2 separate regions of the Homo sapiens genome follow, and region 1 is linked to region 2. The links are chromatin contacts, found by Hi-C or POLR2A ChIA-PET in ENCODE. All regions are on one chromosome and are shown on one strand. The core of a region is the stretch at or near the end of the contact, and the rest is flanking DNA. Distances in the headings are between cores, read along the strand shown. Region 1 overlaps COG3 (component of oligomeric golgi complex 3). Region 2 overlaps SLC25A30 (solute carrier family 25 member 30).

Evidence for each region. Hi-C counts contacts between places; a loop is a spot of excess contacts on that map. ChIA-PET counts read pairs that join two places held with the same protein, here RNA polymerase II (POLR2A). Pooled maps may share reads with other maps.
Region 1: a map of endometrial microvascular endothelial cells shows a loop between it and region 2 (7-fold over the local background). The contact joins two enhancer-like sites. A Hi-C loop is called at or near these places in 3 of 168 maps with a recorded cell type or tissue (HepG2, endometrial microvascular endothelial cells and endothelial cell of hepatic sinusoid) and 7 of 50 pooled maps. POLR2A ChIA-PET finds 5 or more read pairs at or near these places in 3 of 52 experiments (CD8-positive, alpha-beta memory T cell, GM12878 and activated T-cell).

The regions. Positions count from the first base shown.
Region 1 is chr13:45,499,273-45,504,546 of GRCh38, reverse strand. It overlaps COG3 (component of oligomeric golgi complex 3), which reads right to left. Exons shown (of 23, transcript NM_031431.4): 14 at 1,198-1,303. Among named protein-coding and RNA genes, the nearest start is that of COG3, 37 kb to the right of the region's middle. Within about 2 kb of position 3,611, at least 5 of the 41 ENCODE cell types and tissues checked have a DNase peak (open chromatin) inside an H3K27ac peak, as active enhancers do.
Region 2 is chr13:45,393,486-45,398,827 of GRCh38, reverse strand. SLC25A30 (solute carrier family 25 member 30) reads left to right here. Exons shown (of 10, transcript NM_001010875.4): 9 at 1,490-1,570; 10 at 2,813-5,342. The coding sequence ends at 2,854. Among named protein-coding and RNA genes, the nearest start is that of SLC25A30-AS1, 22 kb to the left of the region's middle. Within about 2 kb of position 2,752, at least 6 of the 41 ENCODE cell types and tissues checked have a DNase peak (open chromatin) inside an H3K27ac peak, as active enhancers do.

The DNA.
Region 1 (5,274 bases), core at 2,362-4,861, 100 kb before region 2:
TCTCTACAGTTCTGCCAATAACCCATCACTGCCTCATTGTAATGCCAGTAATGGGTTAAAAAGTAGGCTTTAGTGGGGAAAGAGAAAACGCACAAGTCCGGGGTTGGCAAGACAGAAATGTACTCTCGTCTCTCCCGTGCTCATAAAGAGGTATACTAGGACCAAGAGGTATACTAGGACATGGTATGGGTTCTATTGCAGAGGAGGAAATTTCAGCCCTCTGTGGGTCCTCCCTCCTATAGGGCGAGCATGATAAAATGACTTTGTCAGATGGGCAATATCCAGCTGCTTGACAGTCTGGATTTAGTGTAGCAACTGTTTATAGAGTAGACTCAGAATACCTGATGATGCCCTTCACCTGGGGATCTTGAGGTAGCTGGGGCTCTTTAAAGCCCATGGAGTTACAGTACCCACCTTCCCAGTTGTCCCATGGGGAGCTACGCTTTAGGGCCACTCTTATAGCTGGGTGGGGAAGAGATGGCTTACTTCCCATCTAGCTTGCTGTCTAGGTCCCTAATGAGTATCCAGGGTGATTCTTGGGACAATTTTGCTCCTTGTATAACATGTACCCTAGTCCAAGCCATCCCATACAACTGTGTCAATAGTATTTTACTCCAGTCCCAGACACTCAGTATGCTTACAAAATGCAAATCTGATGGTCCAGTCACCATGATACACTATGCCAGCTAGAAGTCCAAAGGCCATGAGACTATCACATGACATCTATCCCTATCTGGCCTATTTTACCTGCTCCTTCCCCACATACAACCTGGGCCCAAACATACCAAACCACTTGAATTATGCAAAATAGCCATGGTTTTCCATTCCTGCATGCCTTTCTACATTCTATTCTATCTATCTTAAACAAACTTACTTCACCTGGCTCTCTCATACTCTTCATAAACACATTATAGCTCTCAGACACCACACCCCACACTGAGCCCACCTTCCCACACTCAGAGCTCATCTCCCTTCGCAATTTCCATGCCCCTCATCCATGGTCCAAGGGTACCCTGTGCAAACCATTAGCATCTCACTCACCACTGAATTCTGTCTGTGGCTTGGCAATCTCCCCCCATAAAGTGTGGGCTCCTCAAAGGCACAAGTTGTTTTTCATGTCTGGGACAGGACAAGTCCTCAGTAAAGGTTTGTTAACCCAAATGAATAAATGCTGGCAGTTAAGACATCATAACATACCAGATTTTGTCAGACTGTTAGACTCTCCTTCTTCTAAGTGAACATCTGAAAATGAAGCTTCTGAAGGTACCTTCTTCTGTTCATCTTTCAAACTCTGTGCAATCTGCTGTATAAAGAAATCAGAAGGAATGTTACCGTTTTCAGCAGTGTTTGGCAACATGAACATGTTCTTTATACAAAGTACATATATATATATTTTCAACTTGACATTTGGAAACTATTCAGATTTAAGACTGGATACATTCTGAATATTAGAAATGTTTTTGTTCAAGTAACTGGCCAATCCAAATAACAGGTTTTTGCTTTATGTGATAATAGCTACAGTATGCTATTTTTGAAACAGATATTTTTTAAAAATTAGCATGGACTCACTGCCTAAAGAATATCATGCAGTATACAAAGGAGACACCAACTACTAAATTAGTAATGAAAATCCCACTAATTTGCATTAATTATAAAGGTGGAAATACACAGAAATGAAGACCTAACAGTCATTTAGTTACTGTCAAAAAGAATGGCCAGTCATAAAAATGAGACAATGGACTTTGGGAATTCCGGGGCAAAGACTGGGAGGCAGGTAAGGCATAAAAGACTCCATATTGGGTACAGTGTACACTGTTTGGGTGACAGGTGCACTAAAGTCTCAGAAATCACCACTAAACAACTTATCCATGTAACCAAAAATCACCTGTACCCAAAAAACTATTGAAATTAAAAAAAAAAATTAATAGCCAGAGAATTGATTAGGAAACAGACTCCCTACCACATAGGCCAGTCCACTCATTCCACGTGCAGAAATTGGAAAGTACAGCTAATTCCTAAACGGCATGCAGATGTCACAGCCAGACCACTCTTATACCCCAGTCCCTCACCAAAAGAAAATCACAGTAAGCATATTTACTGCAAGTGGTTACCCTTAAGCCAAAAGGTCTACTACACAAGGGAGCATCCAGGATACAGGCCATGTAATGACTGAATAAACATACCAAATATACCACTAAATTACACTGGGAAGGGAGCATATAGAAAACTTTATCACCTAACATCCTATCAGACACAGCAATTAAAACAGGCATTCTTATCTATAATACAAAAACTGATACTCCTAATGAAGGCCAGGACGGGAGGAAAAGGAGGGAGCACCATTCACTAGATCAGGCTGGGAAACAGATCTAGTCTTCATCATACCTGCTTTGTGGCCCTCAAAGTCAAGGCAGCTCCTGCAAATGGACCACCCATCTGCTCCCTGTTGTTATCCGCAATACCAAGACACATAAAGATAATTCCAGCTATGGACCACAGAAAAGAAACAGCCCCCACTGCCTGCCCTACAAGGGGATCTGATCCCTGCAAGGTTGATTCTGTATATTATTTAAAAAGTAACAACATATAAATAATTAATATAACTAGCCAAAATGCAGTAAGTTTAAATAGAAGTCAGAGGAAGAGATGTAAGTTTAGGAGAACATCCTCAAAACAGGTAAGAACATATTTCCAGCCTGTTAACTTTAAAACGAACATACCTATTATTACATATTTATCCACCTAGGCATTGAAATGAATTAGGTTAAGTCAAAATGCTGGTGAGGATTTGGAGCAACAGGAATGATCTAGTACACACACATATTTCTATGCCAGCACCTGAGAGAGCTTAAAAGCAACAATACCCCTGTAGCAACGAGCACACCTAATGCCCAGATCTCTTTCTAATACAATCCTTCAATAAAGGAACCAGCACTCCTTGAAGAAATGGTCGATTCTAGGAGAGAAGCAGGAAATATACTGATGCACCTGAAGTTCTTATAGTGCCAGGAAATAAGAAAGTTCTCAAAATAAAAAATCTACATAAATGAGTATGTCAAAAGGACATAGGAGCCAACTGAAAGAGCTCCCAGTGGTGAAAGCTGGAGCAGCAAAATAAAGTACCAGTGAACTATAACCCAAAGTATGAATAAATATCCGTTAAGTCCACACTGACATCAGTAAGTGATTGAATCAACAAATTGGAAAAAGAGACCAAGTCCACACTGACATCAGTAAGTGATTGAATCAACAAACTGGAAAAAGAGACCAATCTCCCTTACAGAGAAGTTCCAAGTATTTACATAGATACTTTGCCCTCAAAAAAGGTAGAGCACAACCCACTCCTTGAGCATGGGTTACACATGGGACTTCCTTCCAAAGAGTACAGTGTGGAAAGTGGGGAAGAGGAGTAACTGCACGGTGGTGAAACCTGACAACACTACTTCAGCCAGATGGTCAAGTTCAATATCAACAGTGAACATTCATGTTGAAAGGCTGTACCCTTAATATGATGTAATAACAATGGCATTTTACACCACTGTGGTTTTCCTCCCCAAAACCCAAAACACTAGTCTAATCATAAGGATAACATCAGACGAATTCCAACAAAGGGGCATTGTATAAAAAGCTTGAAATACTCATGACAACACTATAAACCAGTCCTCAACACTGCTAAGTCATCGAAAACAAGAAAAGTCTGAAAAACTGTCACAGACAAAAGGAGCCTAAAAAGACATAAAAACTAAGTGCAACGTGGTGTTGTAAATGGGATCCTGGAATAGAAAAAGACATGAAAAACACTAAGAAAATCTGAATAAACTATGGACCTTAGTAAATAAATACCAGTGACTCACTACTGGTTCATTAATTGTGGCAAATGTATCATACCAACAGAAGATCTTGGTAATAGGAGCAACTGGGTGCAGGGTATATAAAAACTCTGTACCACCTTCTCAATTTTTCTGTAAATCTCAAACTATCTTACAATACAAAGTCTACTTTAAAAATAAAAATAAAAGAAATTAGGACATTTGACATCCAAGAAAAGCAGTCTAAATAGAAACAGGATAGTATCTGAGCCACATCTGACAACTTTAACAACACAGATTGGCACTTTGTGACAAAAGATATGCTGATGAATACAGGATACACTTAGAAAGAAATTATCTTTAATCTATTTTCCACAGATATTTAGGTCTACAGCACTCCTTATATAAACTAATTAAGCAAGATTAGTGTTTAGACCTGGCAAAAATTAGATTACATTTTTAAAAAATTTAATAGCTTACAGATTTCTCAAGATTATATTTTTTTAAAACACGTTAGAAACATGATGACTTAGCAAAATTATTTCAAGGGACATTTTTTAAATTCACCAGCACCAAAACTGCCTTTGGAATTTTTCAAATAAAATAATCAGGCCTCTTTTTTATATATATATATATATATATACACACACACACACACACACACACACACTCACACACACACACACACACACACACATACATATATATATATTTTTTTTTAAGGCAGTGTCTCACTCTGTGACCCAGGCTGGAGTACAGTGGCACAATGACAGCTCACCCCAGCCTCCATCTCCCGGGCTCAGGTGATCCTCCCACCTCTGCCTCCCGAGTAGCTAGGACTACAGCCGCCACCATGCCTGCCTCATTTTTGTATTTTTTGTAGAGATGGGGTTTCACTGTGTTGTGCAGGCTGGTCTTGAACTACTGGGCTCAAGTGATTCGCCCACCTTGGCCTCCCACAGTGCTAGTATTACAGGCGCAAGCCACCGTGCCTGGCCAAGACTATTTTTAAAAAGTCAAATATTCTGTTTTTCAATATTTCAAGGGTTAAATAAATTACAACAGCCACTGTCTCTCATATGACTACCAGCATTAAGTGCTTTCTGGGTCATTATCTTTACTCTTACAACAATACTCCAAGGTCAGTATTATGCCTGTTTTACAAATAATTAAACATACTAATAAAAAATAAGAAAGAGCTACTAACTGGGCTGGGATTTGAACCCAGGTCTATCTCACTCTTACATTTCCCCCTATGCCATGCAAATGGCAAACTTACATGGGCAAAAATCTCTAAAGAGATTTGAAATCTGCAGATCTATATTTAGAATCAAACGTCTGACAGCAATCTCATTGTATATCTTAGTAGGATATATTCTAAGAACAAAAGTAGTATAAAAATCTTGAATTAAGTTTGCTATTAATCATGGCATTAGTGTTATAATTCTGAAACTATTTGTGTATG
Region 2 (5,342 bases), core at 1,503-4,002:
AGAGATGTACATGTGTGAGACCATTTTTGCCACACTGTGCTTAGCTTTTATAAATACAATGTTGTTTTCTTTATACCTCCATCTGCTGTGAAAGGTGAGGAAATATTTCCTGTGATTATAAAAGAACTGGGTCTCCTTCCAAAATGTACTTTCTTCCTGTTGGGTCAAACTAGTATGAATATCCCTCATTCAGACATCTCTGTTAAAGGAACACATCAATCTTACTTTAATTCTCAGTTTAAATAATTGGGCCTCCTGTTTTATGAGTGGGTGAAAGGTTTCACCTGTCTCTGCCACTAGATTGCCAGTAGTAGGATTAGGAGTCACTTTTTTTTTTTTTTTAAGGTGATATTTATTTATTTATTTTCAAGTTTTAATGTATTTTAGATTCAGGGGGTACATGTGCAGGTGTGTTACATAGGCACATGCGTAGTGGTGGAGATTGGGCTTCTAATGTACCCATTACCCAAATAGTGAGCATTACACCAGACAGATAATTTTTCAACTCTAGCCTCTCCCCTTTAGGAGTCCCCAGTGTCTGTTACTTCTATCTTTATGTCCGTGTGTACCCATTGTTTAGCTCCCACTTAAAAATGAGAACATGTGGTTTTTGATCTTCTGTTTCTGCGTTAGTTTGCTCAGGATAATGGCCTCCAGCTCCATCCATGTTGCTGCAAAGAACGTGATTTCTTTTTTATGGCTACAGGGGCCACTTTTGTGGTTCCTGTTTTCCAACATGACACTAGCACATTTTATTCTTCAGGTGTTGCCTTAATGAAGCAAAGACACTTATCGTATTCATCCACCTGACATCTTGGGAAATAGTGGTACTCTGAATGATATCTCTACCACTATTGCTTCTTTATTTGTGACCTGTTCAGGAGCCCACATGGCACGGAAGCAACAGACCGTAATTGGAATTAAATCTAATTTTTTCCTCACTCAACAGTGTTTATCTCCTTTGTGTGGAGTTCATTCAATCCTTCGTGTGGGGTTGTTGGGCATGGAGCCTTAGTCTTCCACCCACACAAGCCTCTAAAGAGCAAAGATTTCTTAGGCAGTCCTTCCAAACAGGATTTTATTTTTAAGAAAAATAAATCAGTCTGGCCACTAATTATTATTATTATTTTTTGAGATGGAGTCTCGCTTTGTCGCCCAGGCTGGAGTGCAGTGGCGTGATCTTGGCTCACTGCAAGCTCCGCCTCCCGGGTTCATGCCATTCTCCTGCCTCAGCCTCCCGAGTAGCTGGGACTACAGGCGCCTGCCACCATGCCCGGCTAATTTTTTTTTTGTATTTTTAGTAGAGACAGGGTTTCACTGCATTAGCCAGGATGGTCTTGATCTCCTGACCTGGTGATCCACCCGCCTCGGCCTCCCAAAGTGCTGGGATTAAAGGCGTGAGCCACCGCGCCTGGCCTGGCCACTAATTATTAATGCATTTGGCATAATTAGAAAGTTGGAAGTTAACTTTTTTTTCTTCTTTTAACAGACATGGAAGAATGAAGGGTTTTTTGCTCTCTATAAAGGCTTTTGGCCAAATTGGTTGAGACTTGGTCCTTGGAATATCATTGTATCCTTTTCTGTTGCAATAGATCTGAAAAAAGATACAGCTAAAGAATACTATTTGTATAAACTCTCATGTTATTAATTATAATTTAGAAGTAGGTTCTGATTATTTTGAGTTCCTCTGATGCTAAGAAGTCACTACTTAGTTTCTTTTTTAGGAAGTGTAAAGTCTCCGTGCTAGACACTGAATCTTGCTTTGATGGTGGTATTATTCAAAAGTAGTGATACTACTAAAAAGGTTTAGTTAGACTCTGTTCTAGAAGCTGAGGGTATTTACGATTTCAGAGAGAGAGAGAGGAGGATTGGCTTTATAGCCCTAGCCACCTTGGGAAGGATGTGGTTGGCAACAGTGTCTTAGAATGCTTATCTTAGAAAGTGCCTGAAGATAAACAGGAATTAGCTCCGGAATTGTTTGGCAGGCCAGCACGCTTCCTATGTGCCACAGTGGGAGGCAGGAAAGGAAAGGCAGTTAACTTTTTTTTTGTTTTTGAGACTGAGTCTTTACTCTGTCGCCCAGGCTGGAGTACAGTGGCGTGATCTCGGGTCACTGCCACCTCCGCCTCCTGGGTTCTAGCAATTCTCTTGCCTTGGCCTCCTGAGTAGTTGGGATTACAGGCACATAAAACCACGCCTGGCTAATTTTTGTGTTTTTAGTAGAGATGGGGTTTCACCATGTCAGCCAGGCTGGTCTCAAACTCCTGACCTCAAGTGACCTGCCCCTTGGCCTCCCAAAGTGCTGGGATTACAGGCGTGAGCCACCGCGCCCGTGAGGCAGTTAATTAGACACTGAAGGGCAGAGTGATGAAGCAGGAATGCTGGCTTTTGCTGTCCTCTTGTTGCTCTTCATCAGCTCCTGCCTCCCAAGGAAGGATGCATAGTGGAAGCCTTTGAGGAGAGCTTCCCAGGGCTTGCTAACTCTCTCTCTCTCTCTCTCTCTCAAAAGCTTACAGTGCTGGAAAGTTTTTCCACCACAGCAAAGCCACAAAAGCTTATCAGCGTAGATGCCATCTCAGAAGAGGCTGATACCAGGGGATTTACATATCTCAGCTGTGATCTTTCTGCTCCAAGCTGACCTTGGAAGATAGTTTGATGTGGTTAAGGGTGGAACCCCTTTTATTTAATCGTGTCCATAGCGTGGGTCTGCCTGTACCTATTTGTTATTAAGTGTGCCATTTGTAAGTCTGTTGTTATGCACTGGAGTTGTGAAGATGGCATTTTCTGTGTCATCCTTAACCCATAACCACAGTTCTTTGTGACATACGAGCAGTTGAAGAAATTGGATTTGTGACAAGCCAAGGCTGCATGAGACATCTTTCTGAAAATGGTAACTTCTGAAACAGCAAAGCTTCCTGTGTTTCACTCTGCTTCTCACTGCTTGGCTCATCACAGATTCTGGGATGTGAGCAACAGATGAAGACTGGGTTAGTTGAGATTGCTGTGTGTTGGCATTGGATGCTCTTCATCAAACGTTTAATGGCATAAACTAACATCCAAACACTAGTCTTTACCACTGAAGTGCCCTTCAACATCAAAGATAATATGTGAAATGCATGTTTCTTGCTAAAGAAAACTTGCAAGAAAATCAGGAGCGATGTATTGTTTTATTCAGGGAGAGTAGCTCCTGATGCATCTCAGCTCATGACTGAGAATCAGACTGCTCTAGAAAAGCTCACTGGAACCATGGAATGGAGCCTCCGAGAAGGTGTTATGGTTTCTGAATTTCTGGGAGATTTTGCTCCTTGTCAACTGAAGAAATTTCATGTATGGAGACCTGGACTGTTCAACCCCAGGTATAAACGGTGCAGGAAATGGATCCTAGGAATATCACACTGCTTTATCATTTCCTATTTTGGCAGGATCTTCCACTTATAATAAGTGATTTTAAGCTTTGAAGACTTGACATTTGTGAGAAATTGTTACAAAGTAATAATCTCTAAATTCGTGGTGGTGTTATGTGTTGGCTTTGAAGGTTGCAAGGTCTGTATTGGTGGGGGGTGTTTTCAAGCAGCTTAGGTTCTGTCTTAGGTCATGTTAGTAATTAGCTTTATGATTTTTAGCAAAGCATATGTATTTCTCAATGAGTAAAATGGGGATAATAACGTCTATTGATGTAGAGGGTCAAATGAAGAACAAATAGTAGCTGCTGCTACTTGACTGGAAAGGTAAATGTGTTTACATCATGCTGTGGAACAGCTCTAAACAGTCTATGTAGAAGAGGGGCATGTTCTCATGGGCTTCTCATGGTAATTGTGAATGAAGCCCTTTGTTAAGGTCTTGTTGAAGAAAGAACACTGTATAAGTTCAGGCTTTAGTACATTTTCCTTAGCAAAATGTTGGTAGTGAATCAAAGAGTTGATTTTTCCAGGTTTCCAGTTTTTACTTTAGTTTATGTTGTGCCTGTCTTGGACTTTCTGTTTAGTTTGGATGGAAAATACCTGCTTGAAATTTTAAAAATGATTTCTTTAGTGCATCTATTTAGCTAGTTTCTGATAGGTGGTATGTAATATTTTCCCTTTTTCTTTCCTTCTGTAGACACAATAAGTCATTCTCCCTCTTCTTTTTTTCTTTTTCTATTTTCTTATTCTTTACTCTAACCTGCTTCAGAGAAAGAGCCCTCTTCCTTCTTGTCTTCATCTTAGTCTTTTCAAAATAAAAGATGACTGTGAGAACCCCAAGAACTTCCACTTCTGGGAGGCAGCCACAGGACAGGGAACATATTTATTTGGGTCTCTTCAGTTCCCCCTTTGAGAACAACATTAAATACATGTTAGCTGGGGCTCCAGGGCATTCTCCTTCCACAGTAGTGCGGCCAAATTCCCAGTCTGGCCAGTCTCTTTGTTGAGACTGAATAGAAGGACTGCAGGTTTTTTTGGAGGATGAGATAATTTTTCCTCGCAGGCATTTTTCCCTTGCCTTCCTTATGCATGAATGGTCCCTTTGAATATTATTTCCAAAAGTGAGAGCTAAGACAAAGTCATCAAAAAGAGAGGATAACAGAAGGTGGGGGCGGGGGCGGGGTGCAGTGGGGTAGGGTTACCTGTTAATTGCTGAGACTCAGATGAAAGTCCAGCTCTCCCTGGGCAACCCTAGAGGGCAGCAGAGGACCCCAGAGCTCATTCAGGCCTTGCTGCTTGTTCTAAACTACACCTTAGGATTTTTTCTTCTTTCCAAAACATTCCATTGATTTTATAAAGACTTTCTATAGAGAGGCTTTCACTTTTGAGTTCTTTGAGTTTAAAGATTGCTTTTCTTGAAATGCTCTTTTTTTAATGTAGAAAAATTTTACTTTTTCAAATATGCATACAATTTTTAAAACAGTAGAAGCAAATTCATTTTAATGACCATGTAAAGAGCGAATGTCAGACAGTATTATTACCAGTTTATTCAAATTACATACATGTTCCTACCAAGGTGGAAAGAAATTCAAACCTCATGGTAAAACTTAAGCACGATTTAAGATAAAAGCATAGTATTTCTTCAGTGTAGACTTATTAAGTGCCTTATTGAACAGGATCTTAACCTGCTTTTTCTGTTTTTTTGAAAGAGTTAATGCAATTGTTGAAGCTTCTAACCAAGAAACAACTTAAGGAATTGGGAGACTTGGTCCCCTCGTTGTCAGGGTTCTGGCTATAAGTACCTCCCCACCTTTGGGTTTTCTTAAATATGCCAAAAGGAATTCTAGTTTTTATAACCAATGGGTTTTTTTGTTTGTGTGCTTATGGATTTGTGTAATCATTGATGCTTAATGTTGTGGATTCATAATATAAAAAGTGGCT